2 separate regions of the Homo sapiens genome follow, and region 2 is linked to region 1. The links are chromatin contacts, found by Hi-C in ENCODE. All regions are on one chromosome and are shown on one strand. Each heading gives the region's core, a stretch centred on a gene start or an enhancer-like site at or near the end of the contact. The rest is flanking DNA. Distances are from core to core; before and after follow the strand shown. Region 1 holds the start of SPRYD7 (SPRY domain containing 7). Region 2 holds the start of VPS36 (vacuolar protein sorting 36 homolog).

Region 1 (3,912 bases), core at 75-2,574:
GATGAAACTGATCTGGGAACAGAGGTTTGAGCTAGGTTAATTCTAGAGGTCGTCCCAGACATTTCCAGATGCCAAGCGGTATCTTTTTTTTTTTTTTTTTTTTTTTGGAGACAGAGTCTCTGTTGCCCAGGCTGGAGGGCAGTGGCGCGATCTAGGCTCACTGTAACCTCCGCCTCCCGGGTTTAAGCGATTCTCGTGCCACAACCTCCTGAGTGGCTGGGATTACAGGCGTGCACCACCGCACCCAGCTAATTTTTGTATTTTTAGTAGAGACGGGGTTTCACCATGTTGGCCATCCTGGTCTTGAACTCCTGACCTCAGGTGATCCGCCCACCTCAGCCTCCCAAAGTGCTGGGATTACAGGCGTGAGCCACTGCACCCGGCCTGAAGATGTAAAATCTACCACGGAAGGATGATCTAAGTGGGGAAGGAGATGACAGGTGACAGCCTCCCGTGTGGAAGCAGAAAGTAGCGGACGGTAGGAGCCGAAGGCTTCCCTCGGGACCCAGCAGACTTCCCGCAGCCTCCTGGGTTCCCGTCACATTCCTCGGAACCCTCAGTGCACCAGACAGGGGGAGCTTGGAAGAGGCAGGTCAAGAATCGCCCCCGACCCCGCCCCAGCGTTCTGCTCCCAGGGCGGCCTCCCACGCGCCCCGGACCACGCAGCCCGATGGGCCAGGTAGGGCGCGTCTCTGCACCGAAAATGCATTAGGGCCCGCGTGAGCCCCGGTGAACATCCACAGTGCAGTCACTAACAGGCATTACTCCTGGGGCCCACGTGAGTCTATTTAGCATGTGAGGGAAACCAGCCACGGCAGGGAGACTGGGGCTCTCCGTGGTGGCAAAGCCTGCTCAACCTGGGCCCGCGGAGGGAAAACTCGGAAGTCATTTCCATTAGCTCCCCTTCCCCCAAACTGATTCGCTTCTGTCAATCCATCCCTAGAAATAATGTCGAGGCCGGGACCAAGGGGTGCTGCGTTTTAAAAATTCTGCATAGGAAAACCCCTGGAAGTACTGAGGGACAGACAGCCCCACTCACCTGTCAGCCCTGGGGGCGTGCGCGAAACCGCCCAAGGAGAAAAAACCAGCTGGTGCGCAGGCGCACGCCGTCCCACATCCGCAGGCCCGCAACGCCACGCCCCCTGCCACGCCTCCGCGCGCCACTAGCCCCACCCGTCTCCCCGGCCCAGCCCGGCCGCTCGCCCTGTCCGGTCTCTCCCCGGCCCCTTGATTCTCCGCGTCTTCCTCGCAGGCCAGCCTAAGCTCAGCCTGCATTGCGCCCTCCCGGCCTAGGGTGTCGCTGTACCGGCCTCCGAGCTCCACATAGACAAGTCCGGACCTCGGGCGGGGGCAGGAGACGGAGCTGAGCGGCGGGGGGCAGTGTCGCCTCGGTCTAGGGACGGCGGCGGAGTCGGTGGTCCCTGCGCGATGGCCACCTCGGTGTTGTGCTGCCTGCGGTGCTGCAGAGACGGGGGGACTGGCCACATCCCTCTGAAGGAGATGCCGGCCGTGCAGCTGGACACGCAGCACATGGGTAAGGGCCCTCCCTTCCCCAGACCCAACGGCTCACGGGGGCCGGGCGCGGCGGGCAGGGGGACCTTCAGGGTCAGAGGGTCCCCACGCTGCCCCGCCGCGCCGGCGACGCTGCGCCGACACCATTTCGTCTCGCAGATCTCTCCAGAAGCCGGCGGACTCCACCTGGGCCCGGTTCTGTGTTCAAGGCTGCGCAGCCCTCTCTGTGTCTGTCATCGCGAATGGGCGTGTGGACCTCCCATTTTCACAGGAATCTCGGAGGCTTCCTCCGGAGATGTCACACGTCCTCGGGCGAGGGGGCGGAGAGTGCCCTTCTGGCGCGCCCCAGTGAAAACCTACACATTTTCAGAATGCTTCTAGGTCCGGTCTTGCTCCTCCTCCTGCCCTGACTGTCGGTCCTGTCTCTTGAGCCCCATCATTTATAGGTTGAATCCTATATTATTGGAAGTAATTTTCCTCTCACCTCCTAAAGTCGAAACAAGGCAGACTGCAGAAGTCTGAAGTCGCACCTCAGGTCAGAACTTGCCATTTCAACTAAAACCTCCCATTGCCCGACTCCTTAGTCATTGTGAGAGGTACTGTAATTTCATCTGACTGGCCTCTTCCCAACAGGTCTAACTGTTGAAAAATAAAATAGCACTTTGCTCCTTTGCATCTTGCTTTATCCTTTTAATTCCAAATCCATATAATTTATCTAACATTCTTCCTCTCCCATCATAGCCTCTTTCACCACCTTATTATTTCTTAGACTTTTCCCAGGTAGTTTCATGCTTCTGGAATGTGGTTCTAGAAGGAGAGATTTCCCAATATAATTATTTCAGTTAGAGTACTGTCTTTTTGTGGATTATTTTATTCTAACTGTACTTCTGCACTTTTGATTTTTTACACGTTTCTGATTGTTTAAAGGACAGTGCATTGAAATAAAAAGGCACTTCTTAATATTTATGATAAAACTCTCTCGCCCAGTTTCCTTATAATTCTGGAAACACTCTGCCCACTGTATTTTTGTATAACACATACTAAATGTGATAACTATATAATCACCTTGTATGTGTGTATTTACTTTTAATTCTCAGATCTCCCAAATGTAGTACAGAACCTTAATACATAAGTAATCTTTAAATTATTTTTTATCCATCATTATTTATAGACGATGGAGTTCAAATTCTATAGTTTTCCTCAGAAAATATTTCCATTTCAGTTACTCATTTACTGAAGTGATATTTATTAAGCAATTATCAGGTGGCAGGCATTGTTATAAGTGCTGAGAATATAGTGAAGGACAACCATACATAATTCCTGGAACTCATGATCAACTGCAGCACTTCTTCCTATCTTTACTGTTAGACTCTTGAATTACTGCAGTCTCCTCTTTGGAGCATTCCTTTTCTCTGTCATCTGTTTCCTCTAGGAAGAGCTGGTCAGATATACTCATTCCACTGTGTTTTATTTCTCCAAAGCTGTCCAGCAACTGTCAGCTACTAACTGGATGAAATAGAGTAATGTCATCTCCAAATTTTCTAACTGCATGGAAGTTTTTTCTTCTTCTTTTCTTTTTTTTTTTTTTTTTTTTTTGAGACGGAGTTTCACTATTGTTGCCCAGGCTGGAGTGCTGTGGCACAATCTCCACTCACTGCAACCTCCGCCTCCCGGGTTCAAGCAATTCTTCTGCCTCAGCCTCTTGAGTAGCTGGGATTACAGGCGCCCACCATCAAGCCCGGCTAATTTTTGTATTTTTAGTAGAGACAGAGTTTCACCATGTTGGTCAGGCTGGTCTCGAACTGACCTCGTGATCTGCCTGCCTCTCAGCCTCCCAAAGTGCTGGGATTATAGGGGTGAGCCACCACGCCCGGCCAGGAAGTTTTTTCTTAGCCTGTCTTTCTATAAACTTAAATTATTCAATCACAGAGGAGCCTGATTTGAGAACCTGAATAAAATGAAAGAAAAGGGTTGTTGAGTTAGAAGAACATGTTTCAAGCATGAATTGATCTTGACTTGAAAATAGAAACACATGGATTTGGTGGTGTGAAAGATTATTATATTAAATAACCTAAAAAATGTGATTGCTTTTTTTTTTTTAACAAAATTGTCTGTATACTTCAAGTGATTCTCCGAGGGTTGTCACTTATTTTAGTGATGTTGTATTACTTAAAACCACTTTGGAATTCCTCTTTTGGAATTTTCTATGGCATAATTTTTGTAAGTATTATCATTGATGCCATATCTTTGGCTTTTAATTGTGAATCGACATTTTAGAAACAAATGACTTCCAAGGCAGCTACTTTGAAAGGGACACCGCTCATTTGGAAATTTATGTTTCTTAAAACATCCTCTGTGGCTATGTTTATGTGGCATTCTGGCTGTACTCAAATTTGCCTT
Region 2 (4,180 bases), core at 510-3,009, 2.5 Mb before region 1:
TCAAAGAACTTTTGGTTATTGGGTATATGGTCATGATGGAAATTGAAAGATATGAAATACAGAAGACACTGTTTAGAAATAGACCAAAATACACACAGGATTTTGGAACACGGTAAAAGTAGCAATTCATTTCGGGGGAGAGATGGCTTATACTCATTGGAAAGAGCCTTTCCTTTCTTTTAATGCCTAGCCACAGACCACTGACTCCACGACTGGGGGAAATGTGGAGCCCTGGGGGCAGAGAGCAAGCCTGCCCTCTGTCCCTCTGCCCCTGTGCCCCTCTGCCCACGTGGGCACGCAGCCTTAGTTAAGACCCCAATAAGTGGTAGGCTCTCTAAAATGTGTTCACAACCTTTAAAGCAGTCATTCTATTTTAGGAAGACACTGTAAGAAAATAATCCTAAAGAGAAAAATATGTATCAATTGTAGAAGGACATCTATAAGCTGCTCCATTTATTTATTTATTTATTATTTATTATTATTATTTTTGAAGCAGAGTCTCGTTCTGTCGCTCAGACTGGAGTGCAATGGTGCGATCTCGGCTCACTGCAACCTCTACCTCCAGGGTTCAAGCGATTCTCTTGCCTCAGCTTCCCGAGTAGCTGGGATTACAGGCACCCGCCACCACGCCGGGCTAATTTTTTGTATTTTTAGTAGAGACAGGGTTTCTCTATGTTAGCCAGGCTGGTCTCGAACTCCTGACTTGTGATCCGCCCGCCTTGTCCTCCCAAAGTGCTGGGATTACAAACGTGAGCCACCGCGCCCGGCCAGGTGTTCCATTTATAAAGCAAAATACAAAAATGAAATGGCTAGGGGCACGAGGCCGCCTGGTGGGTGAGAGCAGCGGCCATGGATGGCTTTGCGCAGACCAACAAACAGCTAAATTATAGAGGAACTACATATTGAAATGTAAATTCACGCATGAGGTCTGTATTAATATTGAAAATGCCTAAATAAAAATAATCTTTTTTTTCTGAGCCTGGGGGTGGGGGAGTGGAGTGGCGTGGGGGAGTTGGGGTGGAGGGGGAAAGGGTCTTTCTATGTCGCCCACTGGTGTCAAACTCCTGGGTTCAAGCAATCCTCCCGCCTCAGCTTCGGAAGCAGCTGGGAATACAGGCGCGCGCATCAAGCCCGGTTAAATAAAATCTGTTTCCCCCAGTTAAAAAAAAATTAATTTGTGTGGGTACATAGGTGTATATATTTCTGGGGTATATGGGATATTTTGATACAGGCATACACTGTATAATAATCACATCAGGGTAAATGAGGTATCCGTTACCTCAAGCATTTATCCTTTGTGTTACAATATAATCTTAAAGGGAAAAAAAGAGCAGCACAGGTAGTACTGACTGCAGCTGTACAGAAACAATGCGTGCCATAAATATTCATTTGAAAGAGAGGGGTTATGATTATTTACAATCATTAGCGAATGTAGCAACATTCTGGGCACTGACAAGAAAACTGCCACAAACATGCAGGCATAATGCACAATAAGCAAGTCCAAGCTGTGGTCGGGGCTCCCTCGCGTCCCTGTAAGCTCTGAATTTAGAATGGGGTGGACCGCCTGCTGATCAAGGGTTCTGAAAGGCCGGCGGCTAATGGACCGCCAGGGGGCGCTCCACGCACGTCTCCACGTCCCCGGGCGCACCTCGCAGCCGCGCCCGCTCGCTGCCAGGCCGCTCCCTCCGTCCCTCACCCGCCCCGACTCGCTTCCGTCCCGTCCGACGCTAGGGGGCGCCGCAGGCTGCCTGGCGCGCTGCTCGCGGCCTCGGAGGGCCGGGGCTGGGTGGCAGCGGCCATGGACCGCTTCGTTTGGACCAGCGGCCTCCTGGAGATCAACGAGACCCTGGTGATCCAGCAGCGCGGGGTGCGAATCTACGATGGCGAGGAGAAGGTAGGGCGTCTGCCAACCTTCCCAACGGGCTGGCGGAAGGGACCCCCGGTGGGCGCGCGGCCCGGCTCAGCGCGGCCCGGGTCGGCGCGGCCCGGTCCCCGGCTTAGCTCACGGCCCTCGGCGGCCCGGCAGGCCTCTGTGCGGGGTGCAGCGCTCTTGCGCTCCCCGCCGGTCGGTAGCACGTGGCGTGGGGCGCTCGGCTGCCTCCCCAGCGCGGGTCCCAACTTTGGCACGGTTCCCAGCAGGCGCGGATCGCGGCCGCTTCCCTCCGCCCGGAATGCTTCCGGGAGCGCACAGCTGCAGTGCCCGGGAGAAGGAGCGCTCGCCGTCTGCGGGCGCCGGGCGGCGATCCGGCAGTCGACTTCCTTGGCGTGGTTCCAGACCCCCTGACGACACCAACCTCGGCGTCGGCACCGGACAGCCCCGTTTCGCCTTTCTGTGAGGAGGGCGCGGTGGCCGTACAGTCCGTGCCCCAGCGGAAGCTTTAGCTTGGACCTTATGCAGTCGGAGGGATTAGCATATCTGGGCAGAGGGGTGAGGGATTGCTTCGAAAGGATTTCCTAAAGAGGTATCAGTGCTTCATTGGAATGCCCTTGCCAAAGGCTATTGGGTTTTTGTTTTGTTTTCTAATTGCTTTAGAAAGGCGTTCTGAGCGTGTTTTGTAAAGTGTTATATTAATAGTAGACCGTGCCTTGTAGTGCAAGCATAAATCTTAGAAGGTGCGTTTGCAAATCGAGAGGAGAAATAGGAAGTGTAAGTAAATATTTTGTAGATACTTTACTGAAACTATGAAATATCTTGTCCTGGATTGAAATGGATAAACTGGAATTAGAAAAATTTTAAAACTCATTTACCCACAAGCATTTTTGGTTTCCAGAAGTTTTAATTTGCTACCTCTCTTCCCTTGCCGTTTTATTAACGACACTTTCCGCTGTACTTTGATATAAGTTCCTCAACTCAGCTTTTCCTGGTAAGTGCTTACAGCTATTTAGAGGCACAGGTGACATTGGACCCAGGTCCTCTGACTCTCTTAGGGCATTTTCTATGGGCTGTGTTGCCTGTATTAGTGAGTAAAGGTCTTTTCCTTAAATAATTTGCTTGGACCTAACTTCACTTACTGCCTTAGCACTTCTTAATTTAATTAATTAATTTATTTATTTTGAGACAGAGTCTCGCTCTATCGCCAGGCTGGAGTGCAGTGGCGCGATCTGGGCTCACTGCAACCTCCGCCTCCCAGATTCAAGATCCTGCCTCAGCCTCCTGAGTAACTGGGATTACAGGCGCCTGCAACCATGCCCGGCTAATTTTTGCATATTTAGTAGAGACGGGGTTTCACCACATTGGCCAGGCTGGTCTCTAACTCCTGACCTCAAATGATCCGCCCGCCTGGGCCTCCCAAACAGCTGGGATTACAGGCTCTTGAGCCACTGTGCCCAGCCTGCCTTGGCACTTTAACTATCTTGATCTCAAGATGAGTCTTCCATCCCCGGATTGGAGTGACAAGCTATTTTTTTCTCCTTTCTTACCAATTTACATCTTTGTGACTATTTAAAATGGGAAGGTTAATCCACCTCCCCTTCCTCGGTGTTTTGATTTTGCCTCCCCTTTGAGAGGAACCGAATGTTGACAGTGTTAGATCTGTCCTCAGAGACTCCTCCAGTGCCACTCCCTGAGGGAGCACTAGGAAGTCATGCTTTTGCAGAGCATGGCATGATACTGTTCTATGGAACTCCAATTTGAAGACTAGGAACACCTTTGCTGGCAGGCAGTATAGCTGTGATAGATTTAAAACAGTGTAAAATAACAACCATTAGTAGTTTTATATGAAAGATACATTGTTGAAGCAGCAAGTTTTAATTTTTACTTTAAAATTTTTGCTGCTTGTATTAGCAGACAAGTATATAGATGTCAGAGGTTTAAGAAACAAATCATGGGGAAAACATTGCTTTAGACCCTGTGATCTAGTCCAGAATTAACTCTTCTAAAAGCTTGAAATTGGAGTGGAGCTCTAAGAGGAGTCTCCTTACCACTGTGCCCCAAAGCTGGACTTAGTGACTTGCTGAGCTGCCTTGCAGCTATGCGGTCCCTAGGCTGAATGGGGCACAGGCTGACTCCTGGGGGAAGGTGCGGTATCCTGGCTTCCTTCATCTTTTGGAAGGTTTCCAGACCTCCTGTGGTGCTAGAGACTTTACAAGGTTACACACATTAGCCCCCAAATCTGGTGAAATTAGTCTCCCTTTTAGGATGCCTCACTGGCTCCTTTGGCCTAGGGACTGCAGTCCAGAT

Evidence for each region. A loop is a pair of places that touch in the nucleus more often than their neighbours do. Pooled maps may share reads with other maps.
Region 2: a loop to region 1 is called in a map of B cell, with 12 times the contacts of the local background. The contact joins the promoter of VPS36 here to the promoter of SPRYD7 in region 1. A Hi-C loop is called at or near these places in 3 of 168 maps with a recorded cell type or tissue (B cell, CD4-positive, alpha-beta T cell and naive thymus-derived CD4-positive, alpha-beta T cell) and 15 of 50 pooled maps.

What each region holds. Positions count from the first base shown.
Region 1 is chr13:49,933,752-49,937,663 of GRCh38, reverse strand. It overlaps SPRYD7 (SPRY domain containing 7), which reads left to right and starts at 1,324. Exons shown (of 5, transcript NM_020456.4): 1 at 1,324-1,534. The coding sequence starts at 1,429. RefSeq lists enhancers at 344-393, 1,264-1,513 and a silencer at 974-1,223.
Region 2 is chr13:52,448,213-52,452,392 of GRCh38, reverse strand. VPS36 (vacuolar protein sorting 36 homolog) reads left to right here and starts at 1,759. Exons shown (of 14, transcript NM_016075.4): 1 at 1,759-1,894. The coding sequence starts at 1,799. RefSeq lists silencers at 1,513-1,572, 1,613-2,072 and an enhancer at 1,593-2,173.